Regions from separate parts of the Homo sapiens genome. Here regions 1 and 2 are each linked to region 3. A link is a loop called in an ENCODE intact Hi-C map of the cell type or tissue named here. Cell type or tissue: Caco-2. All regions are shown on one strand. Each heading gives the region's core, and the rest is flanking DNA. Links, peaks and the distances in the headings are about the cores only.

What was found. Peaks named below come from ENCODE experiments on the same cell type or tissue, not always from the same donor. Only the 100,000 strongest peaks of a DNase experiment are listed, where the experiment ranks them.
Region 1: it touches region 3 in a loop (17-fold over the local background); 20 of 110 quality-filtered maps call a loop at or near these places.
Region 2: it touches region 3 in a loop (28-fold over the local background); 25 of 110 quality-filtered maps call a loop at or near these places.

What each region holds. Positions count from the first base shown.
Region 1 is chr1:228,687,092-228,698,093 of GRCh38, forward strand. It overlaps a transcript of RHOU not described here and the pseudogene FTH1P2. Among named protein-coding and RNA genes, the nearest start is that of RHOU, 43 kb to the right of the region's middle. In Caco-2, for the core only: a CTCF peak has its summit at 5,030 (motif pointing right); no DNase peak of the experiment used is centred there.
Region 2 is chr1:228,659,556-228,670,557 of GRCh38, forward strand. It overlaps a transcript of RHOU not described here. Among named protein-coding and RNA genes, the nearest start is that of RHOU, 70 kb to the right of the region's middle. In Caco-2, for the core only: a CTCF peak has its summit at 5,018 (motif pointing right); a DNase peak (open chromatin) is centred at 5,046.
Region 3 is chr1:229,150,545-229,161,546 of GRCh38, forward strand. It overlaps LINC02815 (long intergenic non-protein coding RNA 2815), which reads right to left and starts at 4,181. Exons shown (of 5, transcript NR_186727.1): 1 at 4,026-4,181. RefSeq lists an enhancer at 9,220-9,720. In Caco-2, for the core only: a CTCF peak has its summit at 6,484; a DNase peak (open chromatin) is centred at 6,460.

The sequences.
Region 1 (11,002 bases), core at 1,591-9,590, 460 kb before region 3:
GGGATAGAGTACACAAAACTCATTTTCCACTATTTGAGTGAACAATTGTTTACTCCTCTGAAAGCACCTGTGGGCTTCACTGGCCCGCTCCACTGACCGGCACTGCCTCCACCCAGACTTGCGGGAGTGCTCACCCACCTCAGCGTGACTGTCCCTCCCCTCTGTACTCTTCTCTCTATTCCCCAGTTCCCAAGAGTTATCCCTTTCTTTTTTTTTTGGTTACCAAATTTCTTTATTTGAAGGAATGGTACAAATCAACGAACTTAAGTGGATGTTTTGGTACAACTTATAGAAAAGGTAAAGGAAACCCCAACATGCATGCACTGCCTTGAAGAACTTTGCCAAATACTTTCTTCACCAATCTCATGAGGAGAGGGAACATGCTGAGAAACTGATGAAGCTGCAGAACCAACGAGGTGGCCGAATCTTCCTTCAGGATATCAAGAAACCAGACTGTGATGACTGGGAGAGCGGGCTGAATGCGATGGAGTGTGCATTACATTTGGAAAAAAGTGTGAATCAGTCACTACTGGAACTGCACAAACTGGCCACTGACAAAAATGACCCCCATTTGTGTGACTTCATTGAGACACATTACCTGAATAAGCAGGTGAAAGCCATCAAAGAATTGGGTGAGCACGTGACCAACTTGTGCAAGATGGGAGCGCCCGAATCTGGCTCGGCGGAATACCTCTTAGACAAGCACACCCTGGGGGACAGTGATAATGAAAGCTAAGCCTCAGGCTAATTTCCACATAGCCGTGGGAGTGACTTCCCTGGTCACCAAGAGTTATCCCTTTCTAACATATTGTTCTCCCCCTCTCCCTCCTCTGCTCCATCTCCCTCCCTCTGTCCCTTCCTTCCTTCTGTCCTTCCTCCCTCCCTCCCTCCCTCCCTTCCTTCCTTTCTTCCTTCCTTTCATTTGAGTATTGTTTCCACCCCACCCTCACCCCACAAAATGTGAGCTGTACAAGAGCAAGGATTTTGTTTGTTTGTTTGTTTGTTGTTCACGGATGGGTCCCAGGTGTCTAGGACAGTGCCTGGTTAACAGTACATGCTCCATGAAGATGAGCTATTGTGACTTGGGGTTTTCTGGAACTGTAGCTGGAACCAACCCTAACCTGTTACAGCTCTCCACTCATGCCTCCCACTGCCTTTTGAAGAAGGCCATGTTGTTAATGTTGTTAAGCTGCTGTCTAAAGGACATGAACATGAATTTTTTCTCTGTAGCTGACACAGGTTTCCCCCGAATCCTTCCACTGCCTCTTTCATGTGTGAAGAACAGCAGACATTTGTGAGTTGGCAGCCTATGGACTGAGAAATGTGGACTGCAGCCATAGAATGGAGCAGATTTCCAGGGCATTTGGGTTGCAAATCTCCCATTTTGACCTCCTTAGCATCGTGCTCTATTATTTAACCCCTCCTTCCATTCCTCCCATGTCTGCCTGCTGTCACTTAAACAAGGGAGTCCACCCAGTGTGGGGAATCGTGCCTTTCCTGCAAACCTTCCTGCTGATTTGTGTTCTAGCCCAGGCTCATGAATTAGTTCTGCTGAGCCTGGCCATGGCCAGTTGTAAAGTGCTGTGTGTGCTGATACCAAAAGTTATGTACAAAACACCAAGAAGTCCCAGGATTGGTACTGCCTTTCAGTATTTGTCCAAAATGGTGCTTTTCTCTGCTTCCCTGGTCAAGCAGAATGAACAGGTCACCAGCGCAGGTAGAATTCTCTCAGTGTCACTGTGGTCCTTGCAGGTCAGCTGGATTTGTCAGTTTAGCTGAGTGTGTCCAAAGACCTCAGCCTCCCTTCTGATTTTCAAACAGAGAAACAAATATAAAGCTACATATGGGTGTGTGAGATGAGACTGGCAGCAGTAAAGGTGGCACTTTGAAGAGGCTCTAGGGAGACAGAATGGACAGTAATTTTAAAGTGACTTTGGGAAGAGGCACCACTGACCTCTCCTCCTTCTCCGCCTGAACAGTCCCTTCAGAAGCTGCTTTTCCCTCACTTCCGTCTCCCTCATCCCTGAATAACCCACACATTTGGAGCTTCTCTTCCCACTATCTTCTAGCTTTTGTAGGTTTTTTCCATCTTATTCCAACATGAGAGGCAAAGGACCCTGAGTTTGTCAGACCCAACCCTCGAAGAAGCCGAAGAGTCAAACAAAAGAGGTCATATGTAATCTGTAGTAGAAGCCAGACAATGTGAAAGGGTAAATCCAAAGGCCATTGGAACTTCTGGATCCAGATAGGGCCCAGCAAATGTGTAATAAAGTCAGCAGTGAGAAACGCGATTGGGACATGATACTTCCATGACATCAGTAGCTGTAATCAAGCTGAATCTGCCTGTTGATCCCTATGGAAACTGTCTGCTGACTGTAGTGCTGCTCTATTTTGTTGTCATTTCAGGGCTACAAATGAATATGCAATCACTTGACTACTTTGTTTTAAGCCAGGGGTCCCCAACTCCTGGGCTGCAGACAGGTGCTGGTCTGTGGTCTGTTAGCAACCAGGCTGCATAGCCGGAGGTGAGCAGTGGGTGAGCATTACCACCTGAGCTCCGCCTCCTGTCAGATCAGCAGTGATATTAGTCTCACAGGAGCTCAAACCCTATTGTGAACTGTGCATGTGAGGGATCTAGGGTGCTGGCTCTTAATGATAATCTAACTAATGCCTGATGATCTGAGATGGAACAGTTTCATACCGAAACCATCCCTACCACCCCTAGTTCGTGGAAAAATTGTCTTCCACGAAACTGGTCCCTGGCAACAAAAATGTTGGGAACCACTGTTATAAGCCATCTGTGAACCATGAAATGTTTGGGTCAGTCTCCTGAGACTGAAAATTTAATCAAAATTTCAGCAAGAACTTTCTCTTCCCACACTTTCCAGTGTGCCTGAAACCGGAATTTAAAAAAAATGTAATTGGAGCACGCAGAATCAATTCTTAACGCTGTTTCAATGTGTCCTTTCCCCCAAACAATACACTTAAGACATTTACTAAGTGTTAAAGAGCTACCTCTCTGTACTACTTGCTGTAATTTTCTTTGATCAGACTGATTTTTATTTAAAAGATTTGTTTTGTTTGTTTGTTTGTTTTTGTTTTTTAGAGCAGGAGTGAAAGTTTATTAAAAAGCTTTAGAGAAGTAAGGAAAGGAAGAAAAGGAAGGAAGGTACACTTGAAAGAGGGCCAAGTGGGCAACTTGAGAGACCAAATGCTGAAGATTAGTTTGTTTGTTTTTTTTTTTTCTCTTTGAGATGGAGTTTTGCTCTTGTTTCCCAGGCTGGAGTGCAATGGCATGATCTCGGCTCACCGCAACCTCCGCCTCCCAGGTTCAAGCAATTCTCCTGCCTCAGCCTCCTGAGTAGCTGGGATTACAGGCATGCACCACCACGCCTGGCTAATTTTGTATTTTTAGTAGAGACGGGGTTTCTCCATATTGAGGCTGGTCTCGAACTCCTGACCTCAGCTGATCCGCCCGCCTTGGCCTCCCAAAGTGCTGGGATTACAGGCGTGAGCCACCAGGCCCGGCTGTTTGGTTTTTTTTGAGATGGAGTTTTGCTCTTTTGCCCAGGCTGGAGTGCAGTGGCGTGATCTCGGCTCACTGAAACCTTTGCCTTCTGATTTCAAGCGATTCTTCTGCCTCAGTCTCCCGAGCAGCTGAGATTACAGGCGCCCACCACATAGCCTGGCTAATTTTTTTACTTTTAGTAGAGACGCGGTTTCACCATGTTGGGCAGGCTGGTCTCGAACTCTTGACCTCATGATCTGACCTCCTCGGCCTCCCAAAGTGCTGAGATTACAGGCGTGAGCCTCCGTGCATGGTGGAAGATTAGTTTTAAAAGAGTGTATCACATAGTGCTTAAGTACTGTGTTTTGTGCTTTTATGTTGTCATTAATAGTGCCTTCAAATTAGGGAGGAAACGACTTAACTCAGTTACTTGTAAAAGTTTGGTTGTGAAAGAAGCTAAATTAACTGCGAGGATTCAGCTTATAATTTTTTTTTTTTTAAATAGACTTTATTTTTCAAAACCTCTTTAGGTTCCCAGAAAATTGAACAGAAAATGCAGAGAGTTCCCATATCCTCTTTCCAGGCCTCCCTCACTATCAGCATTTCCTACAGAGTAGTACGTTTGTTACAATCAATAAATCTATATTGACACATCATTATCACCAGTCTGTAGTTTACATTAAGGTTCACTCTTAGTGTTGTACATTTTATGGGTTTTGACAAATGTGTAAGGACATGTTTCCACCACTACGGTATCACACAGAGGAGTTTCACTGGCCTAAAAGTCATCTGTGCTCCACTCACTCATCCCTCCCTCCCTCCCTCCCTCCCTCCAACTCCTGGCAACCACTGATCTTTTTATTGTTTCCATAGTTTTGTCTTTTTCAGAATAGCATATACTTGGAATCTTATAGTGTGTGGCCTTTTCAGATTGGCTTCTTTCATGCATTTAAGGTTCTTCATGTCTTGTAGAGGCTCAATAGCTTATTTCCTTTTAGTGATGAATGATATTCAGGATGTACCACAGTTTACTTATCCATTCACCTACTGAAGGACATCTTAGTAATTTCCAAGTTTTGGCAATTATGAATAAAGCTTCTATGAATATCTATGTACAGATTTTGTGTGGACATAAGTTTTGCAGGCTATAATTTTTCATCCTTAATCCTCAGTATCTAAGAACAGTGGGTAAAATTTGACCCAAACAGTACAGCTATAAATCTAGTTTCTGCTATCCCCTCTCACCAAGGCAACCGTTTCAAACGTTAACAAAGTCAATATGAAGGTTAAAAGAATCATGGCAGAAGTATTTAATCATATTATCCAAAGTTTATTGTACTTGGGAATGATTAGACTTAGAGTATCCATTAAGTACAGACTAAATGCAATCATGAACTTCCTCTTTGACTGCATGAGACCTTCAAAAATGCAGTGGTTGCTTTTAACCATAAATACTTTAGGCTGTAATTATGTACGAAGTAATGAGTAAATAGCTTGCATAAGCACTTTTACAAAGGGTAGAACAATTGGACCACAAGGTGGTGCCCAAGATATTTTAAATTCAGATCCTGGTGTCAGGTGAGCACTGAAAACCCAAGACTGGAAGATGAGTAGAATTAGAGCCAACAGATACTTGGAGCAGAAAATCCAATGTGTGTTTTAATGAAATGTATACATTCTTCTAAAATATCATCTTTCAATGATCATTATTACAGATTAAACATTTTAAAACTGCCCAAAGACTTTATGAAATCTTTTATTTTCTAGTTTTCTTCATATTATTCTTATTTGCCACCATGCCCTGGCCCAACTGTATTGCCATTAAAAGATCACAGAAGACCCTCTGCCTTGACACTTGCCACATACCTGTCCCTGCTCTGTGCTGAGTGAAGAACTTACTTGGCCACAGAGATTAGAGATAGATGGACTTCCCTTTCTTGTGTTTCAGATGCTACTTTTCTGTTTTTTGTTTGTTTTTCTTTTCTGGCGATTCTAAAATTTTTTTAAAAATATTTTAAAATTAAGACAGGATCTTGCTATGTTACCCAGCCTGGTCTTGAACTGGGCTCAAGCCATCCTCCCACCTTGGCCTCCCAAAGTGTTGGGATTACAGACATGAGCCACCAGGTCTAGTCCTGAAATCATTTTTTACAACGTTTATGGATGTGCCCTATGGATACTAGATTTAAGAAAATCTAGTATCATTAAAAATCAAAACTTCAAATAAAGCAATTAGGAAATGGGGATTTACATAACAAAACAGTTGTTGATAAAGTTGTTACTAAAGACCTCCTTTAAACTATCAAGCTCCCCAATATATTATTATATAAAATTGCATTTATGAAAATTAGATTTATATATTGCTTTGCAGGGACACCCACCATACACACTGAGCAGATGCCCAAAACCGTACTGTGAGTCTTGGTTTTCATTAAGAAGGGTACAACAAGGGCCTTTTCAAAGGGAAAGTTTAACAAGATAAACAAGTATTCTCTTCGGTAATAATCCTATGGGTTATTAACCTATAACTTAAAAAGAGAAAGAAAACAATAAATAAAGGTTTTTCAATAAGAATAAATGTTGTGAAAATAGGTACAAGGCAAGGTGTTTTTTATTTGCAATTTGTGTTGCTGACACCTGATTCCAGCCACTTGAGGTGACATAGCAGAGTTACAGCGTGAACTGACTGCTGCCTACGTGCCCTCACAATAGGTTTCCAGGCTGATAAAGCACTTCAAAGTTTTATCTTTGATCCTCAGATAGGATGCAAACTATTTGAAGTGTGGTAAAGGAAGATATTAACACACATTCAAGGAAAAAGACATTGACACCCAGCTGAAATATAGAAGTCCCATCATTACCTCAGGTTAATAATTTTTTTTTTTGACACAGAGTCTCCCGCTATTGCCTAGGCTGGAGCACAGTGGCGTGATCTCAGCTCACTGCAACCTCTGCCTCCCGGGTTCAAGCGATTCTTCTGCCTCAGTCTCCCGAGTAGCTGGGACTACAGGCACGCGCCACCACGGCCGGCTAATTTTTTGTATTTTCAGTAGAGACGGGCTTTCACCGTATTGGCCAGGCTGGTCTCCAACTCCTGACCTCATGATCGGCCCTCCTTGGCCTCCCAAAGTGCTGGGATTACAGGCATGAGCCACCGCTCCCGGCACCTCATGTTAATAATTTTAAGCTAACTGACAACTGTGAAGCTAAAAGAAGATGATTTTTAAAGTTAACATTAACTATTAACCAAGGTAGTATTCTTTTTTACCCAATAACAGGTGATGAATGAAATTAAAGCATTAGAATAATATTTTAGAGCTAGAAAGAACAAACTTTTCTATCAAAGATTTGACTTTTATAGAGATTGTCCATGTTCTACAAATTGGCTTAAATAAGATCTTAATTCTAGACAGTGCCAGAACCAGATCTCAAAATTTGCAGTTCAGTGTTTTTTTTCCATCACTCCATACCCATTTGAGTTGTCCAGGACAGACATTTCTTTCCATAAAGTATTTAATCAGCTATTGTTACAGCTCAGAGCAATATTATTTCTTTGTAGCTAGGTGACTTGCACACATTGTTTTTCAGCAATTGGAGTGGATACGGTTACATTTAATAACAAAACTAAGATTTCCAGACATAATATGCAGATACAGAGATCATTTTATTTCTAATCTGTGTTATGGTTAGAATAGTGGCCTGTTTTTAGTCTTGCTTATTTTTTTCTTCAACTTTTATTTTAATTCTGGGGTCCATGTGCAGGATATGCAGGTTTGTTACATAGGTAAACGTGTGCCATGGTGGTTTGCTGCACAGGTCATCCCATCACTTAGGTATTTTGCCCGGAATCCATTAGCTATTCTTCCTGATGCTCTCCCTCCCCTCCCCTCAATAGGCCCCAGCTTGTGTTGTTCCCCCACAGGAGTCCATGTGTTCTCATTCGGCTCCCACTTATAAGTAAGAACATGCAGTGTTTGGTTTTCTGTTCCTGCATTACTTTGCTGAGTATAATGGCTTCCAACTCCATTCACATCCCTGCAAAGGACATGATCTCATTCCTTTTTATGGCTGCATAGTATTCTATGGTACATATGTACCACATTTTCTTTATCCAATCTATCATTGATGGGCAGTTAGGTTGAGTCCATGTCTTTGCTATTGTGAACAGTGCTGCAGTGAATATACGCATGCATTTATCTTTTGATTTATATTCTTTTGGGTACATACCTCGTAATGGGATTGCTGGATCAAATGGTATTTCTGCCTCTAGGTGTCTTACTTATTAAGTACAACATTATGATAATTATTTTACACCTCCAAGATCATGTATAGAAACAATAGGAGGAATATAAATGATAATGAATAGGTTTTATTTATTTATTTATTTTGAGACAAGGTATCACTTTATCATCCAGGCTGTAGTGCAGTGGCGGGATCTCTGCTCTCTGCAACCTCCGCCTCCCAGGCTCAAATGATCCTCCCACATCAGCCTCCCATGTAGCTGAAACCACAGGCATGCACTACCACACCCGATTAATTTTTGTATTTTTGGTAGAGATGGGGTTTTGGTATGTTGCCCAGGTTGGTCTCAAACTCCTGAGCTCAAGCGATCCACCCACCTCAGCTTCTCAAACTGCTGGGATTACAGATGTGAGTCACTGTGCCCAGCTAAGAGTAAGCGTTTTTGCCTAGTAAAAACACAAACTGTTTTTTTCTCTGATCTCATCCCACAATAATCAACACAGAAGACTTCTGGGACCAATCTCTCACATACCAGCAAACAATCAATTCTGTAGTGGACACCATCTGGGTATCCTCCAATTCAATTCTGGTAGTACCTGGAGATAGCATCAAATCCCTCAACCTCAGATTGAGGGCTCAGTCACACAAGACTGCCCCCCACTTTCAATGTCAACCACAAGCCCCAGGTTGCTTCACCTGTGTTTCTATGACTTGGGGTTCCACCACTTCCTCCTTGAGTTTGGTTAATTTGCTAGCGTGGCTCACAGAACTCAGTTTACAGGTTCATTATAAAGAATATTACAAAGGATACAAATGAAAGGGTGTGAAGGGGGTGCAGGTATGACGGAAGGGGCAGAGCTTTCATGCATTTCCAGGGTGAGTCACCCTCCATGTATTTGTTTGGCTATCCTGGAACTCTCTGAACCCAGTCCTTTGGGTTTTTATGGAGGATTCATTATGTGGGCGTGATTGATTAAACCCTTGGCCAATGATGACCAACTCAACCTTCAGCCCCTCTTCCCTCCCTGGAGATTGGGGGATGGCGCTGAGAGTACCAGCCCTCTAATCCTGCCTTGATCTTTCAGGTGACCAGTCCTGAAGCTGCCTAGGGGCTGCCAGCCATCAGTCAACTCATTAGCATAAAAAGACACATCACTTTGGAGAATCTAAGGATTTTACGAATTATATGCCAAGAGATGGTATATAAACCAAATATATGTTAATATTTAACAGTATCACAATTTGAAATTTAGGAAAATAGAGAGTAAAGAAAGCCTGTTTTGAACAAACTAATAGTAGTTTTGTTAGAATTTGGATAAATGTTTTCCCTGCTTTTCTCTTTCCCCTCTATTTTTTCTGCATTATTTTATGTATATGAAAGGTATACAATTAAAAAAAAAAAACAAAACGAAGTCCCTTAGAAACATTTACTCTGAGGCTGCTTTACATCCAAGGAGAAGTAGAAGAAATTTACTCACACTCAGTAGAGATTTCCAAATATTAAATCTTGAGGGTTTTTTTTTTCCATTTCTTATTCATTAGCAGAACAGCTGAATCATGATGGTTGAGATAACTGATAAAATTTCTATTGCTTTTTTTGTCTCCTTGGAAGGAAGGTGCTTTGTAAGGTATTATTTGTTTATGTTTAAGAACTTATTTATTTCTCCTCTTAGTAGTTTATTGTCTAACCAAGTGCTTTTAGATATCTTTCTTTTTGTTTTTTGAGACAGAGTCTTGCTCTGTCACCCAGGCTGGAGTGCAGTGGTGCTATCACAGCTCAGTGCAGCCTTGACCTCTCAGGGCTCAAGCGTTCCTCCCATCTCAGCCTCCCTAGTAGCTGGGACTACAGACATGCACCACCATGCCTGGCTAATTTTTGTGTATTTTGTAGAGGTGGGGTTTCACTGTGTGCTCAGGCTGGTCTCGAACTCCGAGGCTCAAGCGATCCACCCGCCTCGACCTGCCAAAGTGCTGGGATTACAGGAATGAGCCACCATGCCTGGTCATGGGTATATCTTTGATCATTCCCACAGTATGCCAAAAGCAATGACTGACATTATTGATGAGATTAATAAGTAAAGAAAGTTGGCATATAAGAAATAATAAACCTTAAGACATGAGAGAGTAAAAGTCCCCCTGAAGTTTGAATTCCGAGGTCTACATATTCCTGGTGTCAGTGCTCCCACCAGATCTGACTAGATGGTTTGATGATCCTAGTTGGCTCAGGATCACATTGCCAGGCCACCAGTATTACTGAAAACACAGGACAGTTAGATGTAATAAAAACAAATGTTTTGACAGCCTTCTGCATGCTGAATATGCTATGTTCTTGTCTTTCAAGAGACATGGCAACTGCTTGAAACACAGAGATGTGTCAAAACTTTCATATTTACTTTAGGATTCAGAGCTCCCCCAGGAATGGCAAGTTGCATATCCTGTAATGAAATTTTATCTTGTGTAAGGCACAAACGCCCTGAATATTCATTCCTTTTGTTTTCTTTTCTGCAAAGAGACAAGCACAGAGACCCAGAGGAAAGCTTGGCCTGGAGCCAGCACAGGAGTCAGATGTGATGTGTGGTTTGGATTTTTAGAGAGCGTTTCCAGCATCTGCTTGCTTGGTTGACCAATAGTGTTGGGCAACAATCAGTAAGGCCGAGTTGCCAGGACTTCTCTAGGGCAGTGCAGAGGAAGGAATTTAAGGGACGGAGAGATTAAAATGCTGAAATAGGTTTATCGTGCTGACTGGCAGCCTCCTTGTCCCCAAATCCAGAGGGCATCCCCTTCTCTAAGATGCTGAGAAATGCACCGATGAGGGAAGACCCACAACCTTGAAGAGCTCTGTAGTCACTGTTCTCAGGCCTGGTATTGGTGGAAGATGTTGCCATTGAAATGTGCTCCCTGATTTTAGAGGACAATGAAATCCCAGGGACAGTAAAACCACCAAAGGCCAGGTGGGCAAATGATTTTCATGGGTAGTTAGAACTAAGCAGTAATCTGAGTGTTTTGTACCACAAGATTTTTGGGGTGACTAGTTTGTCACTGTATCCTTAGGAATGAAATAGGTGGGCAGCCTAGCTTGATCTACTTAATAGCAATCATTTAAGTTTTGTTCCAGTTATCTATCATTTCAAAACTTAGGAGGTTGAAACAATGATTAATTGTAATTTCAGACATTCTGTGGGTGGTTTGTTTTCTTTTTTATTTGGTAGAACATGCATAACATAAACTGACTATTGTAATATTTTGACGTCT
Region 2 (11,002 bases), core at 925-8,924, 490 kb before region 3:
CAAAACCAAAAGCTGGTTTTTTTTTAAAGATAAAATTGACAAACTTTATAGACTGACTAAGAAAAAAAGAGAGAAGACTCAAATTACTAAAATCAGAAATGGAATTGGGGACATTACTATCTGATCCAGTCAAAATGAAAAGGATTGGCAGGGTGAAGTGGCTCACACCTGTAATCCCAGCACTTTGGGAGGCCAAGGCAGGCGGATCACTTGAGGTCAGGAGTTCGAGACTAGCCTGGCCAACATGGTGAAACCATCTCTACTAAAAATACAAAAAACGTAGCCGGGTGTGGTGGCAGGCGCCTGTAATCCCAGCTACTCGGGAGGCTCAGGCAGGTGGATCACTTGAGCTCAGGAGTTCAAGACTAGCCTGGGAAACATGGTAAAACCTGGTCTCTACAAAAAAAAAACAAAAAAAAAAAAAAACAAGAAAGAAAGAAAAAGAAAAATCAGCCCATCTTGGTGGCAAAAGCCTGTTGTCCCAGCTACTCAGGAGGCTGAGGTAGGAGGATCACTTGAACCTGGGAGGTGGAGGTTGTAGTGAGCCTAGATCACACCACTGTGCTCCAGCCTGGGTGACAGATGAGACCCTGTCTCAAATAAATAAATGAATAGGATTGTAAGAGAGTGCTAAGAACAATTGTACACCAACATATTGGATAACCTGGATGAAATGGACAAATTCCTAGGAATATGAACCCTACCAAGACTGAATCATGAAGAAATTGAAAATCTGAATAGACTAGTAACTAGTAAGGAGACTGAATCAGTAACCAAAAATCTCCTGACCGAAAAAAATAAAAAAAAAAAAAGCCTTGGACTTGACTTTTCTATCAAATATTTAGATAACTAATATTAATCCTTCTTAATCCCTTCCAAAAACTTGAAGAGGAGGGAGTACTCCCTAACTCATTCTATGAGGCTACAATTGCCCTGATACCAAAGCAAGACAAAGATTTTACAAGAAAAAACTGTAGAATAATATCCCATATGAAGATTGATGTATAAAAATCCTCACCATACCCTAGGACTGTGAGGTGAAATTCATCATAGAAAAGGAAAGCCAAGCAGAAGCCTAAAACTATACCCCTAGTCTGCCTGGGTGCGGTGGCTCACACCTGTAATCCTAGCATTTTAGGAGGCCGAGGTGGGTGGATTACCTGAGGTTGGGAGTTTGAGACCAACCTAACCAACATGGAGAAACCCCATCTCTACTAAAAATACAAAATTAGCCAGGTGTGGTGGTGCATGCCTGTAATCCCAGCTAGTCAGGAGGCTGAGGCAGGAGAATTGCTTGAACCCAGGAGGCAGAGGTTGCGGTGAGCTGATATTGCACCATTGTACTCCAGCCTGGGCAACAAGAGCGAAACTCTGTCTCAAAAAAAAAAAAAAAAAAAATCTCCTTAAGCTGATAAGCAACTTCAGCAAAGTTTCAGGATACAAAATCAATGTGCAAAAAATCACAAGCATTCCTATACACCAATAACAGACAAACAGAGAGCCAAATCATGAGTGAACTCCCATTCACAGTTGCTACAAAGAGAATAAAATACCTAGGAATCCAACTTACAAGGGATGTGAAGGACCTCTTCAAGGAGAACTACAAACTACTGCTCAACAAAATAAAGGAGGAGACAAACAAATGGAAGAACATTCCATGCTCATGGATAGGAAGCATCAATATCATGAAAATGGCCGTACTGCCCAAGGTAATTTATAGATTCAATGCCATCCCCATCAAGCTACCAATGATTTAACAGAATTGGAAAAAACTACTTTAAAGTTCATGGAACCAAAAAAGAGCCCTCATTGCCAAGACAATCTTAAGCAAAAAGAACAAAGCTGGAGGCATCACGCTACCTGACTTCAAACTATACTACAAGGCTACAGTAACCAAACAGCATGGTACTGGTCCCAAAACAGAGATATAGACCAATGGAACAGAACAGAGCCCTCAGAAATAACACCACACACCTACAACCATCTGATCTTTGACAAACCTGGCAAAAACAATAACTGGGAAAAGGATTCCCTATTTAATAAATGGTGCTGGGAAAACTGGCTAGCCATATGTAGAAAGCTGAAACTGGATCACTTCCTTACACCTTATACAAAAATTAATTCAAGATGGATTCAAGACTTAAACATTAGGCCTAAAACCATAAAAACCCTAGAAGAAAACCTAGGCAATACCATTCAGGACATAGGCATGGGCAAGGACGTCATGACTGAAACACCAAAAGCAATGGCAACAAAAGCCAAAATTGACAAATGGGGTCTAAATAAATTAAAGAGCTTCTGCACAGCCAAAGAAACTACCATCAGAGTGAACAGGTAATCTACAGAATGGGAGAAAATTTTTGCAATCTACCCATCTGACAAAGGACTAATATCCAGAATCTACAGAGAACTTAAACAAATTTACAAGAAAAAAACAAACAAACCCATCAAAAAGTGGACAAAGTATATGAACAGACACTTCTCAAAAGAAGACATTTATGCAGCCAAAAGACACATGAAAAAATGCTCATCATCACTGGTCATCAGAGAAATGCAAATCAAAACCACAATGAGATATCATCTCACACCAGTTAGAATGGTGATCATTAAAAAGTCATGAAACAACAGGTGCTGGAGAGGATGTGGAGAAATAGGAACACTTTTACACTGTTGGTGGGAGTGTAAACTAGCTCAACCATTGTGGAAGACAGTGTGGCGATTCCTCAAGGATCTAGAACTAGAAATACCATTTGACCCAGCGATCCCATTACTGGGTATATACCCAAAGGATTATAAATCATGCTACTATTAAGACAAATGCACGCGAGTGTTTATTTGCAGCACTATTCACAATAGCAAAGACTTGGAACCAACCCAAATGTCCATCAATGATAGACTGGGTTAAGAAAATGTGGCACATATACACCATGGAATACTATGCTGCCACAAAAAAGGATGAGTTCATGTCTTTTGCAGGGACATGGATGAAGCTGTAAACCATCATTCTGAGCAAACTATCACGAGGACAGAAAACCAAACACTGCATGTTCTCACTCATAGGTGGGAACTGAACAATGAGAACAGTTGGACACAGGGCAGGGAACACCACACACTGGGTCCTGTTGTAGGGTGGGGGGCTGGGGGAGGGATAGCATTAGGAGAAATACCTAATGTAAATGACGAGCTAATGGATGCAGCAAACCAACATGGCACATGTATACCTATATAACCAATCTGCATGTTCTGCACATTAAAAAAACTATATCCCTAGTCAAGAGAGAACAAGACAAAATGCTGCATCAAGGGGAATGGCAGAGATAAGTGACACCCTCAAGGGTCTAAAGAATGCAGCAATAGTGTCCCCATGATATTTCTGTTTAAATCACCATTCTGTCCCCTCGGGATCTGGCTGCTCTTGGTGGATGACTCTAGACCAGAGGTCCACAACTACAGATTCTGTGCCCAAATTGTCAGCTGCCTGTTTTTGTATATGGTTTTAACTTTTGTGAACAATTGAGAAAAATAAAAAGAATGATATTTTGTAGTATTTGAAAATTATGTGAAATTCAAATTTCAACAGTTATGAATAAAGTTTTATGACAGCGCAGTTGCACTCATTCATTTATGTATCTTACGGCTGCTTTTGTGATTCAAAGATCAGAGTTGAATAGTCTGGACAGAGACCTTGTGTGGTGTTCTCATTATTTCCCCTTGCTTTAGACACATCACAAACCACAGTGAGGCAACTAGCACACTACAGTGTTTCAAGTGCTATACTTTTTGCCATGCTATGACTTTTCATTTATTTATTTTATCACACTGTAACTGTAACAAGAGAATACAATGTGTGTGCAAATTACCAGACTAGGCACTTATCACAATATTCTCAACTCATAGGAAAGCAATAATAAGGAAAATCGGAAAAGTTAAGCATATTCTTACTATTGAGTTTAAGAAGAAAAAAGAAAAGTTAAAAAAAATTAAGCAGCAATATCTCAACACATAGCTGACATTATTTTTCTTTATTTTTATTTTTCTTTTCTGTTTTTCTTTTCTTTTCTTTTCTTTTCTTTTTTTTTTTTTTTTTTTTTTTTTGAGACGGAATTTCACTCTGTCCCCCAGGCTGGGGTGCAGTGGCATGATCTCAACTCACTGCAACCTCCGCCTCCCGAGATCAAGCGATTCTCCTGCCTCAGCCTCCCACGTAGCTGGGATTACGCGCGCGCGACACCATACCTGGCTAATTTTTGTATTTTTAGTAGAGACGGGGCTTCACCATGTTGGCCAGGCTGGTCCCGAACTCCTGACCTCAAGTGATCCACCCGCCTTGGCCTCTCAAAGTGCTGGGATTACAGGCGCGAGCCGCCACGCCCGGCCAACATAGCTGGATTTCTTTTTCTTCTCCCCTCCCCTCCCCTCCCCTTCCCTCCCCTCCCCTCCCCTCCCCTCCTCTCCCCTCTCCTTTTTTTCTCTTCCCTTCTCTTCTTTTCTTATCTTCTGTCGCCCAGGCTGGAGAGCAGTGGCACTATCACGGCTCACTGCAGTCTTGACCTCTCGGGCTCGCGTGATCTCCCACTTCAGCCTACCGAGTAGCTGGGACTACAGATGTGTGCCACCAGGCTCGGCTAATTTTTTGTAGTTTTTGTAGAGGCGAGGTTTCTCCATATTTCCCAGGCTGGTCTCGAACTCCTGGGCATCGGCCCTCCTCGGCCTCCCAAAGTGTTGGGATTACAGGTGTGAGCCGCTGCGCTCGGCCTGGATTTCTTCATAAAGATAAAATTGGAAATAAAATTGCAGCCCAAGTAAGCTTCCAAGTGGCTCATTTGTTCCTCAAATGAGGAAAGCCATTTGCGGATAGCGAATCAACAAATCATGTTTGTACTCATTTTCTCAGAAACGTATTCTGAGAAAATAATCTTTATGAAGAATGTTAACCTTTTTGCTAGGTGGGGTGGGACTTTGGGAAAAAACCCAACAGTTTATTAAAACAAACAAAGCAAGAAACCAAATTGTCCGGCAGAGGGCAGCATTACCCCACAGAGCCAAAACCTTTGCCAGGAGGAACCCGTGTTCATTGCCAAGATTGATTGATTTTGAGACAGAGGTTTGTCCTTGTTGCCCAGGCTGGAGTGCAATGGCGCAATCTCAGCTCATTGCAACCTCCGTCTCCCAGGTTCAAGCAATTCTTCTGCTTCAGCCTCCCGAGTAGCTGGGTTTACAGGCGCCTGCCACCATGACCGGCTAATTTTTTGTATTTTGGTAGAGATGGGGTTTCACCATGTTGGCCATTTTGGTCTCGAAATCCTGACCTCAGGTGATCCACCGACCTCAGGTGATCCATCCGCCTCGGCCTCCCAAAGTGCTGGGATTACAGGTGTGAGCCACCGTGCCCGGCTTGCCAAGCTTTATTAACTAACATTTGTGGTGCCAGGCTGTTATGGTGATTTCTTCCTATTAGCTTATTTAATCTTCATGAAAACCCTTCAAGATAGGTACTATTTTATTTTCATTTTACAAATAAGAAAACTGAAACTCAGAATGGCTAAGTGACTTTTACCTGGTTCACATATCAATTAAGGTCAAGCCTTTGGCTCCAGGACCTATGTTTTTATTGAAGTAAATGATTATAAAGTGCCTGCTATGCACTAGGCATGGTCTAAGCACTTCACATGCTTTAATTACTTTAATCTTTATGATAACCCCAAGATTTAGGTACTATTATTACCATTTCCATTGTACCGATAAAGAAACCAAGATAAAGAGGTGAAGGTGATCCTACCTTCCCAAGGGAACTCCCACTGTCAGGCTTGAGTCCACAGGAGAGGCTCTAGCTGCTCTACGTGGCAGCACTAGGGTGAAGGCAGTGAGGCTCCTACTGCTCTGGTTCTGGCTGGGTCACACATGTCGGGGATGGGTTGCCAGCTCCCTCAATAAACCCCTACCTAGTCTTCTGAGTGACTCAAATCAGGTATCTTTGGTAGAGTGGAGTGGGGAACAGTAATATATCTTTGAGTGGAGTGGGGACAGTAATATATCTTTGAGTAGAGTGGGATGGGGAACACTAATATGAGTCCCAGAGTCCCAGGATTGAGAACCTGCAGTTCTGATGTCAGAGAGCAGAAGTTGGATGTCCTAGCTCCAGAATAAAGAGCAAATTTGTCCTTCCCCTGTCTTTTTGTTCTGTTGAGACCTTCAAGGAATTGGAAGAATAATGCCTATCCACATTGGTGAGGACAGATCATTTTGACTCAGTCTAGTGGTTCAAATAGTAATACCTTCTACCCTGGGAGAAAGCAGTCCCTCCAGGGTCAGCAAGGCCCCAAGATGTCAAAGCATCAAAAATACAGAATAAAAAGGTCATAATTAACACAAGATGGACAAAAGCCTTCTTCACCCCAGCATCTAGAAGTGTTCTTTTTTTTTTGACAGAACCTTGCTCTCACCAAGGCTGGAGTGCAGTGGTGTGATCTCGGCTCACTGCAACCTCTGCCTCCCGGGTTCAAGTGATCCCCCCACCTGAGCCTCCCAAGTAGCTAGGATTGCAGGCGTGCACCACCATGCCTGGCTAATTTTTTTGTATTTTTAGTAGAAACAGGGTTTCACCATGTTGGCCAGTCTGGTATCGAACTCCTGACTTCAAGTGATCCATCCACCTTAGCCTTTCCAAGTGCTAGGATTACAGGTGTGAGCCACCGTGCCTGGTCTAAGAGCATTCTTTGTTAAAAATTTATTTTATTTTTTCCTAATTGACAAATAGTTGTTGTACATAGTCATGAGGTACCTAGTGATGTTTTGATACAAATAATATCTGGTGATCAGATCATGGTAATCAGTGTATTCATCATTTCAAAGGTTTATCATTTCTTTGTGTTGGGAACATTCAATATCCTCTTTCTCACTGTTTGAAACTATATAATATATTATTGTTAACTATAGTCATCCTACAGTGATATAGAACACTAGAACTAATTCCCCTTACCTATCTGTTTTTTTGTATCCTTTAACAAATCTCTCCCTATCCCTCCCTTCCTATCCTTCCTAGCCTCCAGTGTAAGAGTATTCTTGCTCAGGGTGGTGTGGCAGCCCCTGTTTGGAAGCCAGCAGGGAATGTGCACCCCTGTGACTGAAGACTTGAAAGTCCCCATTCCACAAGACTCAGGCTACTTGGGTACTAAGTAGGACTAAAACCAGAGAAAAAGTAGGCTGGAGCAAAATTTATTGTGCTTTTGGATAAATATCCAGCATTTCCTGTAAAATGTTACAGCAATTCCCTCATGGAATGTAACGAGACTAGAAAAGCCCTCCCAGAGATTTCCCCACCTAGTTTTGTGGAATGTAACTCAGGTGGCTGACCCAGGGTCTGAGATTTGCATAGTGACTTTTAGCGCAAAACATTACCTTTCTTGTGCCTCATCTAGCAAGGCAATTTAGCCTCACTTGTCTGTTATTATTATTATTTTTTAACTATCGAAAGCTCTCTAACAGAAGGAAATCTGAGCTGGCTCTGTTGGAAATAGCTTTCCTTGTAGTCAGGGTGAAATAAACTTCTGTCATGAGCTTGCTATCAGTTCACCTGAGAGATATGTTTTAACACCTAAATAGGTTCATTTAACCAACAAGGAAGTGCTTCTTCTTTTCTGGACACTGCTCCAGTGCTGGGATTCAGAGACTGACCCCATCCTTGGAGCAAGTGGTTAAATAACAGAAGACATAAAAATAAATCAATAATCACAAAACATGTTACAGATGTTTAAAGAACAGTGGAAGCCCAGAGGGAGGGATCAGTAACTGCCTGGTGGCATCCAGGAAGAGCTCAAGGAACTAACATGTTGACAGAGTTTTGAAAGGCAAACTTAGACACGAGGAGGCAGATGCTGGAGGGGAAAAGGTGCAGAGGCATTGAATCTTAAACACACTTGCATCCACGCCAGAAGCAGTCGGGGATGTAGGATGCTGGGAACTTCACAGTTGCTTGGCCTGTGGGAGCCCCTCTCTCACCTTGTTCTTCTAGTTTCTGACTCCAGGCCTCTCTCTGGCCTGTATCTCCATTTATCCCTCCATGTTGGACTTGATTCTGGGAAATCGACCCATGTTTTCAATGACTACATTTGATGTTACCTTTGATCAATACTATTTTTAAATAAAGCAATAAAGTGATAAATACAGCCATATCTCTGGTTAAGAACTTATGAAAAGTTACTGGAGTAGAACTAGAGTCATACTTGACTCACCAAGATTTTTTTATTGTATTATTTAAAAATGATACAATAAAAACCATAATTGTGATATTGTCATATAATAAAAAATAAAGGTTTGGTCTTTGGTCCAGGTTCCTGGCACAGAGCTTCTAAAACTGGTGGAATTTCCTGAGTGATAGTCTTTTGTTATTTATAGTAAGCCTCTTCAACTGTACATGAGTTTATGCTGATGAGATAACTCCTGGTGGTTGCCAAGATAGCTTTAGGATGGGACCTGGTTGCCAGAGTGATTAGAGGGTTACTCACCAATGGCCGATGATTTAATCAATCATACCTATGTAATGGAAGCTCCATAAGACCCCAAAGCAATGGGGTTGAACAGCTTCCAGGTTAGTGGACGCATCCACTTGCTGGGAGGATGCCACACCCCAGCTCCACTGGGACAGAAGCATCTGTGCTTGAGCATCTTCTGGACCTTGCTGTATATACCTTTGCACATGGCTGTTCATGTGTATCCTTTGTAATGGACTGGTAAATGTAAGTAAAATGCTGAGTTCTGTGTGCTCTTCTAGCAAATATCCAACCTAAAAAGAGGGTTGTGGAAATCCCCAATTTATAGCCAGTTGATGAGAAGGATGGATGGCCCCAAATTGCGATTGGCATGTGAAGTGGGGGCTGTCTTGTGGGACCAAGCCTTTAACCTGTGAGTTTCAAGCTAACTCTTGGTAGATAGTGCCAGAGTTCAATTGTAGAACACTTAGCTGGTGTCGGAGAAATGGTCGGTGAGGGCAAACCACCACACACATTTGGCATCAGAAGTGTTCTGTGGGCAGAAACAGATCATAGTAGCAATAACACAGTGCTAAGATGTCATTAGTTGTGAGACACATCCTGATTTCACAGGCACTAAATTATAAAAAGAGCTTTGTCTTAGAATCGATAAAATACACCATCTCGACAGCTGTGTCTGGCTGCTCGCCCAGCCCTGCTACCACCTGCAGGCCTCTAGGTTGCTCATTTCTGATCTAACTTTGACCTCCCTGCTGTCCTTTCAGGCCTACCTGGAAGGCTTGAGCCAGCAGACTAGCTGCCTGTTCTGGCATAGTGTCACTTTTCTCCTCTTCTGACTTTCTGTCCTATCGCAGACATGACAAGGTTGGGGAATCCCAGGAACCCAGGCCAGCTGCAGAATCAGGCAAGTCAGGGACAGATGGTGGCCTGAATGAAAAGGGGCAGGATGGGCCTTGATGGTGTCTGAGATTCCCCCGATGTAGGAAGTGGGTGTCCCTGGAGGGCACTAAGCAGGGCAATGCCATGTTTGTGTGAAACTTGACAACAGGGATTGGGCAGGCAACAGGTGTTTTCTCTAGGCTTGTAAAAACAGGAGTTAGGTAGTACACTGGACTTGAACTTCTACAAGGAACACCACAAGAACCCAGTCCCCCAACCCCTGGCTGTTCCTGCTAGCAGGGTCCTAGGGCTGCTGAAACATTTGCAGTGTGGTTCTTACTGGTGGTTTCATCACAGGAGTTGGACAAGCTGCTTCCTCCCTCCACTAGTCATCACTTCTCAGCTTCCTCCAGGCCTCAGGCATTGCCTGGGTGATGCTGAGCCTGGGCCAGCAACACAGTCTTGGTGGTTCATGTTTCTTGCATTACAGCCTCTGTGCTTTTTTGGATGGAATGTTTAACTTGGAAAATAAAAGCTCTCACCTCCTAATTTTTTCTTCTGAGAGCCAGCACAGCTAAACCTAAGAATGTTTTTTCTGCAGGCTATAACTGAAGGACTGAGGTAATCCATGAGCTTTTATTAAGCCATGTCGCTGGTTAAGAACTTATGAAATGTTATTGGAATAGAACTAAAAGGCCTTAACTTGCTTGAGTAAAATTTTAACTTAGATGTAGTCTCCTAATTCTTAGACCTATGGTGTGTCATGTCTACCTTACGGGTACTTTTTCTGAACCTGATAATAATGGCATGACCGTTTAGTATGGAGAAGAGTATAATTTCCTAAAAATTAATATCATTTTAGCTACTTCATTGTGAAGTGCATTTCTGCCCAGAATTCTCTCAAAGTCATAGTGATGCTTAAAGGATGCAGTTTGTTCTTTGGTGCACTTCAAACTGAAAATCATAAGGGTGCTGAGATAGTGATTAAAGAACGACCACAAGAATATAAACATGAAGTTCAGATAACTAGTTGCTTTTGAAAACCTCCAGGCTCATACACAGTAGCCAGTCAAGTGGGTTAAACATCAAGCCCTTATGGTGGGCCTGGCCTTGCTCTTGGCAATGGGATAAATAAAGTTGCTGCTACTAAGAATCTCATGCAGAATAGTAAGTAGGTAAGTTAACGGCAGTACTGGTAAGAGCAGTAAAGAGGATGAATTAGAATCTTGTGGGGCTGATTTAGATGGGGTTGGGGGTCAGGAAAGACCTCTCTGAAGAAGTGAGAACAGATCCATTTATTTTAACTTAAATGTCAGTTAAAACCTGAGAACAGATCCTTGTCAAAAATGTGGCCCAGCCCAGATAATCATTAAGGCCACCCCCTTTCCTCAGCAGAGCTAGATTAGGGGCCTCTTCGCTAGCTGGGCAGTTGCCCAGAGCACTAATAATTAAGGAGAACAGAAACATCAACTGGAGGAATTCAGCAAAATGTAAATCAGTCCTTCCAACAAATGATGAGAATGTCCCAATGGAAAATAAAACTGAAGAGTGAACACCATCTCTTACCTCTCAAGGTCTCTCCTTTAGGATGGGTCAAGTGTTAGGAAAAGCCAACCTAAAAAGCATAAGAAGAG
Region 3 (11,002 bases), core at 1,749-9,748:
CAAGCAACTGTTATGTACCCATAATAATTAAAAACAAAAAGTTAATTTGAAAAAGAAAGGACAAGTCAATACCCGCAGCCTTTCCCTTGTGTTGAGATGGCTGGTGACCACCCCCTCCCCGTGCCACTTGTATCCTCTCAGCCACTCTCCCCATCACGTGAACCATCTGGCTTCGCAGGAGGACAATGAGCCCCTCCGAGGAAGGCAGGCTCTGGATCCCTGGTGCTCAACTTCCTTCCAAAGCTCTCGGCCTTCAGAGCCAGAGATGGCCTGAGGGGAAGGGGCCTCAGCAGCCATGTCATTCCTCCCCAGAAAGACTGAGGAGCACAGAGGTGAAAGGCCTGGGTACAGCACCTCCGAAGGGTTAGGGTATCGCTTCACTTATAGTCCACATCCTCTGGGCCTAAAAGTGGGAAGGAGGCATTTCAGCTCAGGGTCAAAAACACACCTGTCTTCATTCTGACAGGTCGAGTTGATCTCTGACATGTCTAAAGCACAATCCGAATATAAAAATAGGAGTTTTGGGAGATGCCTTTAAACAGGAGATCAGTCCTGTCTTGCAAGATATCCCCACCCAGGCCTACCTCGGAGATCGTGCATGTTCAGTTCCACACCACTGAAATAAAGAGAGTATCACAATAAAGTGAGTCACCAATTGTTTTTTAGTTTCCCAGTGCAATATAAAAGTTATGTTTACACTATGCTGTAGTCTCTTAAGTGTACAGTAGCACTGCATCTTAAAAAAATGTAAATATCTTAATTAGAAAAAGCTTCCTAGGTGTGGCGGCTCACATCTGTAATCCTAGCAATTTGGAAGCTGAAGTGAGGGAATCGCTTGAGGCCAGGAGTCGGAGACAGACTGGGCAACATAGTGAGATGCTGTTTCTTAAAAAAAAAAAAAAAAAAAAAAAAATTAGCCAGGCGTGGTGGTGCACATCTATAGTCCTAGCTACTCAGGAAGCTGAGGTGGGAGCCCAGAGGTTCAAGGCTGCAGTGAGCTATGATCATGCCACTGCACTCCAGCCTGGGTGACAGAGCAAGACTTAGACTCTTAAAAAAATAAATAACAACAACAAAAACTTTATTGCTAAAAAATGCTAATGATCACCCGGGTGCAGTGTCTCACTCCTGTAATCCCAGCACTTTGGGAGGCCAAGGTGGGTGGATCATGAGGTCAGGAGCTCAAGACCAGCCTGGTCAAGATGGTGAAACTTTGTCTCTACTAAGAATACAAAAAAATTAGCCAGGTGTGATCGTGGGCGCCTGTAATCCCAGCTACTCGGGAGGCTGAGGCAGAGAATTGCTTGAACCCAGGAGGCAGAGGTTGCAGTGAGCCGAGATCATGCCCCTGCACTCCAGCCTAGGCAACAGAGCGAGACTTTGTCTCAAAAAAAAAAAAAAAAAAAAAAAAAGCTAATGGTCATCTGAGCCTTCAGCGAGTCATAATCTTTTTGCTGGTGGAGGGTCTTGCCTGGGTGTTGATGAAGTCATAATTTTTTTGCTGGTGGAGGGTCTTGCCTGGATGTTGATGGCTGCTGACCGATTAGAGTGGTGGTTAGTGAAGGCTGGGGTAGCTGTGGCAATTTCTCAAAATAAGACAAAAATGAAGGTTGCCACTTTGATTGACTCTTCTTTTCGCGAAAGAGTTCTCTGTGGCATGTGATGCTGTTGGATACCACTTTACTCACAGTAGAACTTCTTCCAAAATTGTAGCCAATCCTTTCAAACCCTGCTGCTGCCTTATCAATTAAGTTTACATAATATTCTAATTCCTTTGTTGTAATTGCAACAATGTTCGCAGAATCTTCACTGGGAGTAGATTTCATCTCAAGAAACCACTTTCTTTGCTCCTGCATAAGAAGCAACTCCTTACCCACTGAACGTTTATCATGAGATTGCAAGAATACAATCACATCTTTGGTCTCTACTTCTAACTCTAGTTCTCTTGCTATTTCCACATCTGCAGTTACTTCCTCCATGAAAGTCTTGAAGCCTCAAAGTCATCCATGAGGATTGGTATCAACTTCTTCCAAACTCCTGTTAATGCTGATATTTTAACTTCCTTCTATGAATCACAAATGTTCTTTTTTTTCTCTCTCATATGTCTTAACTGTGAAAACAAATGTCCATAATGGCATCTACAATGCTGAATCCCTTCCAGAAGGTTTTCAGTTTACTTTGCCTATATCAATCAATCAGTCATTATCTATGTCAGCTTTTGCCTTACAAACTATACTTCTTAAATAATAAGACTTGAAGTTCAAAATGACTCCTTGATCCATGGGCTGCAGAATGAATATTATGTTAGTTGGCATGAAAACAACATCTCCATCAGCTCTTGGGTGACTAGGCATATTGCCAATGAACTGTAATATTTTGAAAGGAATCTTTTTTTCTGAGCAGTAGGTCTCACCAGTAGACTTAAAATATTCAGTAAACCACGCTGTAAACAGATACGCTATCATCCAGGCTTTGTTGTTCCATTGATAGAGCATAGGCAGAGTCAATTTTGCATGATGTTTAAAGGCCCTAGGATTTCCAGAATGGTAAATGAGCATTGGCTTCAACTTAAAGTCACAAGTTGCAATAGCCCCTAACAAGAGAATCAGCCAGTCCTTTGAAGCTCTGAAGCCAGACATTGATTTCTCTATAGCAATGAACACTTTAGATGGCATTTTATTCTAATACAATTAGGGTGTTTAATATATGTTGAAAATATGCTGTTTAGTGTAGCCACCTTCATCAAATATCTTAGCTAGTTCTTCTGAATAACTGCTGCAGCTTCCACATCAGCACTTGCTGCTTCACCCTGTACTTTCATGTTATGAAGATGTCTTCTTTCCTTAAACCCCATGAGCCAACCTCTGCTAGCTTCCATCTTTTCTTCTTCAGCTTCCTCACCTCTTTCAGCTTCATAGATTTGAAGAGAGTTGGGACCTTGTTCTGGGTTAGGTTTTGGCTTAAGGGAATGTAGTGGCTAATTTGCTCTTCTATTAAACCACTCAAACCTCTTTGTATCAGCTTTCTTATCATTTGTATGTTCACTGGAGTAGCACTTTTAATTTCCTTGAAGAACTTTTTCTTTACATTCACAGCCTGACTGTTTGGCACAAGAGGCCTAGCTTTTGGCCTCTCTAGACTTTTGACGTGCTAAGCTTCATTATTTCTAGCTTTTAATTTAAAGTCAGAGAGGTGCAACTTCCATTCACTTGAACACTTAGAAGCCATTAATAGAATTATTAATTGCCCTAATTTCAATTGTGTTGTATCTCAGGGAATAGGGAGGCCCAAGGAAAGGAAGAGAGATGATGGAATGGCCGGTGGGTGGAGCAGTCAGAACACACATACATGTTGATTAAGTTCCCTGTCTTATATGGACATGGTTTGCGGTGCCATGAAACAATTACAATAGTAACTTCAAAGACCACTGATCACAGAGCACCATAACAGACATAAAAATAATGACAACTTTTGAAATATTGGGAGAGTCACCAAAATGTGACACAGAGACATGAAGTGAGCACATGCTGTTAGAAAAATAGCACCAATAGACTTGCTCAACTCAGGGTTGCCACAAACCTTCAGTTTGTAAAAAACACAGTATCTACCAACCACAATAAAGCAAAGCACCATAAAACAAGACGTGCCTGTAAATGGTGCCTTCTGCACTCACTCTGTCTGAGCAAGTGTACGCAAGCTCCAGGGCCAGCAGATCCTGTGGATTCTGCAGTTTCTATGGAGGGCCCTTGGGAGCCCTTGGGCATTGGAAGAACCTATGAGGACAGCTACTAAGTCATTGAAATCCTTCTCCCCCAGAGCCCTCTGTGGGCACAAATAGGTGTGGCATGTCCAAGCAGCAATAGTCTCCAGTTTGGGCCATTCCACAGGGACCATGTTCAACCAAACCACACCACTGAGACAAAGATGAGAAATCTCAGGTGAGTCCATCTGGGCCAGGGACCTCCCCTCCATAACACAACATCAACAAAAAAAAGCATGTGCTGCTCCCCTGGGACGAACCCTACCTCCAAGAAGGAACAGCGTTGCTGTAAAATGCTTGGCCTCAGAACCATGCCCAGTGCTGGAGCGCCCACCACAGTAGACACAGAAGCTGGAACATCAGTCTCTGTGGACATCCTTTTACCCACGAGGAAGGAGAGGTGCAGGAAGCTGAGAAAGGGCAGCCTCTGGTACACACTGTCTCCTCATTCCCTCCCTTGGTGTTGGCCCCTCCTCCTGTCTCTAGTCTTTATAGGTTGGGGATCTAAGCCTCTTCCCCTCCACTCATTGTGGGAAGCCCAAAAGAAATCTGCCAGTGATGCAGGGAAGGAAGCTGTCGGGACTGGTAGAGTCTATGCTGAAGAAGGGCCTCCTGTTCCACGTGATTTAGCAAAGTTCCAGAGAATGGCACAAGAGGCCAGCACCAAAGTCTTGCCGTGTAATAAAGTCCTCTTGTCCTTGGAACTGCTCCCTGGGTTCATCTCTCCCAGGAAGCCCAAGGAGTTGTCCATTGGACACATGAGGGGGGATCCATGGTCAGTCAGTTGCTTTCATTTCCCAACACACATGGGGAATTTCTCTTAACTCATGACTTTGCAAAGTAACACTGTGATAAGGTGAACAGAATTGAGTTCACATTATAGCATAAAATTTCAGCAAGTTATTGAACAACTAGGCTAAACATAGAGAACTATAGTTGCACTTCAATTTCAGCCCCTGCACATACAAAACTGCATTGCAAGCCTATTTCTGTTATCCCCCTTGGCCTTCGGCCACTGACCCAGCCCTGGTTTGTCCAGGCATGTCACTTTTTCATCTGGCTCTGTCCTCTATCTAGTCAGGATCATCTTCTATGTCTAGGGTCAGGCTGGCTGAAGAAACTGTTAAGTTCTCCATTGTTTTAGCTCAGAATTCAGCTGTGGAAGTACAGAACTTTCCTTCATAACCACACTACATCGTCAAAGCAGGAGCACAGTGTGACTGCTGGTGGTCCTGCACCTGCACAAATGACGACAGTCCTGGAAGCTAAATGCTCTGTGCTCCTCTGAGTGTGCATTTCTGTGAATCCCCAATGACACAGCCACTGCTGGAGAAAAGGCTGTGGCTGACACACAGCATGGTAGAAAGAGATTTACAGACCTTGTTGGCGCCGAGAAGGGGGAAGTACATCCTACTGCCGATGGCTCCCTGGAGGACCCGCCTGCGCCAATCAGAAGTCTCCTATCCGCGATGGTTTCCTGTCTCTTCCTCAATGTCAGTCTCTTCCTCTCCACCCTCCACCCCCAGCTCTAAAAACCAGAGCCAAATAGCAACTGCCCTGGAAAAAGTGCTGTCTTCCCAAGGTTGTAGGTTTACCATTTCATGCTCAGTTTAAAGTGCCTGAGAAGTACAGGAGGAAAAGTCTGTTAACCAGACTACATGAAGAAAAATACTGAGGAACCATAGGTACCCATTAACTGGTTTAACAAGAAAAGATTTCTAGCTGGGCACGATGGCTCATGCCTGTAATCCTAACACTTTGGAAGGCCGAGGTGGGAGGACTGCTTGAGGCCAGGAGTTTGAGACCAGTCTGGGCAACATAGCAAGAATCCATCTCTATAAAAATAAAAGAAAAGTTGGAGGGAGGGAGGCCAATGGGCAGGATTGGGCAGTGGGTCTCCAGCCGAGCTCCTGGGTCAGCTGCCTGCTAGAGGGGCTGGCGGTAAGGGAGGAGGACTGAGGCCAAGGGTGGGTCTCTGGATCCTACCCTCACTCTGCCAGAGCAACCCCACATACATTGTTTTCTGTGTTAGGATACAATATCAGATCTCTTTTAACCAAGAAGTTTCACTCCTAAAAACAGGGCAGAACGGGCACTGGTGTTAGAGGTGATCTTGAATCAGCTGAGACCTGGAAGTCATCTTCCTTTCTTCATTTGCTAAATGCCTAATATGAGCTGTTTTTCTTATCAGTTTCCCTTCTCTGCAAAAACAGTCTTGCATAGAAAAGATTTGAACCAACTGGGGGCAAGTGCTCAGTAGCGATTCCAGCATCTATAGCCCTGACTATGCCAAGTAATGGTCTGACTGCTTCCCCTGGGGCCTCCCACTACCCCAGCAGCCACCTTCCTACTGTTGGTTTTATTGATAAACTGGGATAGACAGCCAGGAGGAAATAATTTCTGCTTCTGCGAGAAGCCCTAATAGGCCTTTACCCACCCTCAATAATCACTCACTTGCAACACTCGCCGGCATCTTATTACAACTGGAATTCCAAGGAAAACAAGAAATGCTCACTGAACTCATGGATAAAGATTTTCCTGATGAACTGAGGACTTCTCTGCTACCCCTGTTTATTTCTCTCCTTCTCCTCCTTCCGGCCTCCCACCAGCTCCTACTGACTTCATCCCATGCGGCACATGGACCTGCTACCAGGTCCCAGGTCTTTCTAAAATTCAGGAAGAGCTCTGGCTGAACCCTTCTGAGTTCATGGGGACAGTGACACCTGCTGCTTTTCTGCTGCAGGACAATGGTTTGTTCCCTCATTCTATCAGGGAACATATTTTGGGTTCCTACCAGATGCCAGGTTCTGTTTTAAACACCACGGACACAGAGATAAACACACACAGGTTTCCTGCACTAAAGCCAGTTATCATGTGGTAAGGGAGACAGACAACCATAACACAGAGTGACAGATGCAGAAGGCAGGCAGGGTGAGGGGTTGGGGCAGGACCCAGAGATGGGGCATGCCACCTAGATAAAGAGACAGGCATAACCTTCCCAACAAGCCACTCTGCAGCTGTATCCTGGACACCCAGTGGCTCTGGCAAGGGATCACAGATGGTTTAAGACATTTCACTAACTTAGATTGGGGGTTAGTGGCCTGCAGACCTGTACACTTGGCCCAGGTAACTCAGGTAATGCAGGAGTCACTCTGCCCCAAACCACCCCCTCCAACCATCTACCTGGGGTCTGGGTAGATGCTGTTCTGAAAATCTGGGAGCAAACCAGTTCCAACAACTGGTTTTGCTTTGGAATAAAGAATATTCCTTTTTTTTTTTTGGAATGCTCTTGTATTCCAAAATTCGTATGGCTACCAGAAAGTCATGTGCCTCCTCCCATGCCCTGGAATCTATTTGCCCAGGCTAGCAGTGAGACCACTTCTTCTTTTACGGCCTGAGCTCCAGAAGCAGAGTGGCCTGATGGCATTCTGGTTGTCTCCCATCCAACCATCCCTGAGTTTCATGGGAAGCTGCTTTCAGCGGTGAGGCATCGGTGGGCCACAGTAAGCCAGGGAAGAGTCTTTTAGAGTAATTTACTTAAACTCTTGCTTCCAGGCCTCAGGGGTTTCATCCTTCACTCAGGAAAAATATACTAAGTATCTCCAAGAGACAATCAAGGGGAAAATCATGGCACAGCACTTTAGGAAAATGTATCAACAAGTGAAAATATCAGCAGATTTACTAGAGGAGGGTGAGGGCAGCCCTCTAGTTGGGAAGTCAGATCTTTGACAAAAGAGTTTAAAACTCCCTGATAAGCATTTTGTTGACAAGGTCAGTCTTCATTCTTTCTGCCAAAATTAGAAACCACCCTTTTTTCCTTGTCATAACAACACTGGTGCTTATCACCAATTGTGTGAAGGGAGAAGAGTGATGTCCTTTAGGTCTGAAGATTGACAATATAGAGGAGGGAGCTCTTAACTTCCAAAACCACCCAGTCCAGGAACTATTTTCCCTTTTCCCTCTTACCAGACACCCAGATGGAAATCTGCTCTTTAGAGAAGGAAGGAAATGATACAAGGAAAAAGACATCTGCAAATGAGTAAGCTTTGCCCAGGAGGCCACGTTAAGTGAGGTGGATGGAAACGTAAATCATCCGAGAGAGAGAGGGAGAAAGAGACTCTAACCCTGCCTGCCTGGCTCTGCTTTGCAAAGATGCTCACTCACCACCACCTCACGTGCTCAGTGATGACCGCAATAATGTAGTTGTATTTTCTTCCCCATTCTAGCGTGGGGTAACTTGCAATACTGAGCAGTTTATGGGCCTTCCCCTACGCACTCTGCAAGTTCCTGGAAAAACAAGGAGTTGGCATGCCACATTTCCAGCCCCTCGGCCCAACTGCTTCAGGACCCCTGCCTGCCAGCCTCCATACGTCAGGGCCACAGTTTCAGATGCTCATTCAATGACCTCACACTTGCTCTAGGACAGGGGCAGCAGGCACATGGCTGATCCAAGTTTAGAGCAGAAATACGCAAGACAATTGCAGTTATAAAAGGTACACGTCAGTGGTGGGAAGGTCACTGCTAAAGTGAAGCAGGAAAGACATGATTTCTTGGGATGAGGGTAAGAGCACTTCAGAGAAGCTTGATTACTCAGAAGGCTGCAGTTCTGCCCAAGGAGGGGATGCACACAGACAGGCCTGTGATCAAAGCAATGTTCCAGGGTAGAAGGGCAATACTCAACCTAACTCAATGTGAAAACGCCAGTCCTTTTTGTCTCGTTTTTCCTGCCTTAGATTTAACCCATTCTGGGATGGGCAGGGAGAAAGAAAGACCTTCCCCAAGAAGTGCTGACCAGGCAGTTGTGTTTGTGGGGAGAGCCTTCCTGACAGCAAAGAAGGAAGAACTAACTTCCTTTGCCATGAACAACTCAGAATCCTGGGGGGTTTTTGCTGCTGTTTTCTGGCTGTTTTTTGGCCTTGCTCTGTTGTTCACTGCAACCTCGACTCCTGGGCTCAAGGAATTCTCCTGCCTCGGCCTCCCAAGCAGCTGGGACTACAGGTGTGCACATCACATCCAGCTAACTTTGAAGTATTTTGTAGCGATGGGGATCTCACTATGTTGCCCAGACAGTCTCAAACTCCTGGCCTCAATCAGTCCTTCTGCCTCAATCTCCCAAAGTGCTGAGATTACAAGTATGTGCCACCACACCAGGCTTTAGAATCCTGTTCTAAAAGTTCTTTCTTATTTGACCACCATAGCTTCTTATGAAAAAAAAAAAAAAAAAGCCAGGAAGACAGCTTTCATATGAAGGAGAAGTGGTGGACCCAGGCGCAAAGTGGCTGAAGGCGAGGAAGAAACCAAGAAGTGGAGAGAAGCTCCAACTCTAGGGTACTCAGTGACCATGAGGGAGAGAGTGGTCCAGGGTGGATACTAACGCAGCCCTGCAGTGAGGAAAGGGACCCCTGGAGGGTGCAGTTTAAGGGCTTAGGAGCTCCTTGCCCTCAGGCTGTGCCCCCAGAGCTCTCATCCCTCGCCAGCCTGCACCGTGCACTCCACACACCCCACACATGCACACACACACACCATGATACAAAGGAGTCTCCTGACACCATGCAGGGCAGTAGGCAGTGGCTCACCCCAAGCTACAGGTTGAATTGAGCAACCTGGGCTGGAACAGTGGAGGTCAACACATACCAGGAATACTCATTAATTGGAAAACAAAGGGATTTTGTGACAATCTGAGGTAAAGTGAGTTTGGGGAAAATTACATCATAACCTCTACTTAAGGCTGAACGATGTCATGATAGCCAGCCTCCAGGTGGCCCCCAAAGATCTTGCCTCTGTGTCTTCACACCCTTGTAGGGTCCCCTTCTCACATCAATTCAGGGCTGGTAAGTGTGACTGACAGATTATGTGATACTGTTTGAATACTTATCCCCTCCAAATCTCGTGTTGAAATTTGACTCCCCAGTGTTGGAGGTGGGCCCTGGTGGGAGGTGTTTGGGTCACCGGGATGGATCCCTCATGGCTCGGTGCCATTTTCACAGAGTGAGTGAACTCTCACTCTTGTTCCCATGGAAACTGGTTCCTCCTCCTCTCTCTTGCTTCCTCTCTGGCCATATGATGCCTGTTCCCCTTCACCTTCTCCATGAATGGAAACATCTGAGGCCCTCACCAGAAGCAGATGCTGGCACCATCCTGTGGAGCCTGCAGAACCACAAGCCAAATAAACCTCTTCTTGTTATAAATTTCCCAGCCTCAGGTATTCCTTTATAGCAACACAAATGGACTAAGACCGTATGGCAGGGGCGATGATGTCTGACTTCCAAGTCTCCCTCCTGTGGGGCATTGCAGCTTCTGCCTTGTTCTCTGGGAGAGGCTGGCCTGCATACCATGAGGATCCTCAAGCAGCCCTGTCAAGAGAGGCCCACAGAAAAGAGCTTAGGGCTCCCACCAAAAAGCCTGGCATTTTGAAAGTGGATCCTCCAGCCCTAGACCAGCCTTCAGATAATACAGTGCCAGCCAACATCTCAACTGCAACCTCAGGAAAGACCATGAGCCTGAACAACCCAACCAAGCTGCTCACACACTCCTGACCCACAGAAACTGTGAGTGGTATCAATATTTATTGTTGTTTTTAGCCACAAAGTTTTGGGATAATTTGTTACATAACAATAGATACCTAATACAAATATATATTATTTAGCATATTAGAATCTTAGAGGGAGTCCTGCAGTAAAAAAAAAAAAAAAATTAAGTATTTAACTTTTTTTGACTCATTGTTTCACAAGTGCTCTGGTTATATTACATTTTTTTTTTTTTGAAGAATGCCTCAATAACATCTCAGGGTGCTACTGTTGCACACAACATAGTTTGGAAAGATCTGGGCTGGCTATGCTAGTATTTATACAAGAGTTTGATGCCAGATAAATTACATCTAATAAAACCCACTTGAATAAAAACTTAATTCCCCCTTTTTTTTTTTTTTTTTTTTTTTTTTTTTTGAGATCACCCAGGCTGGAGTGCAATGGCATGATCTCTCTCGGCTCACTGCAACCTCCACCTCCCAGGTTCAAGCAATTCTCCCTGCCTCAGCTTCCCCAGTAGCTGGGATTATAGGCGCCCACCATTACGCCCAGCCAATTTTTGTATTTTTAGTAAGATGGAGTTTCACCACCTTGGCCAGTCTGGTCTCGAACTCCTGACCTCAGGTGGTCTGCCCACCTCGGCCTCCCCAAAGTGCTGGGATTACAGATATGAGCCACCACACCCGACCTAATTCCAATTTTAGAAACATAACCA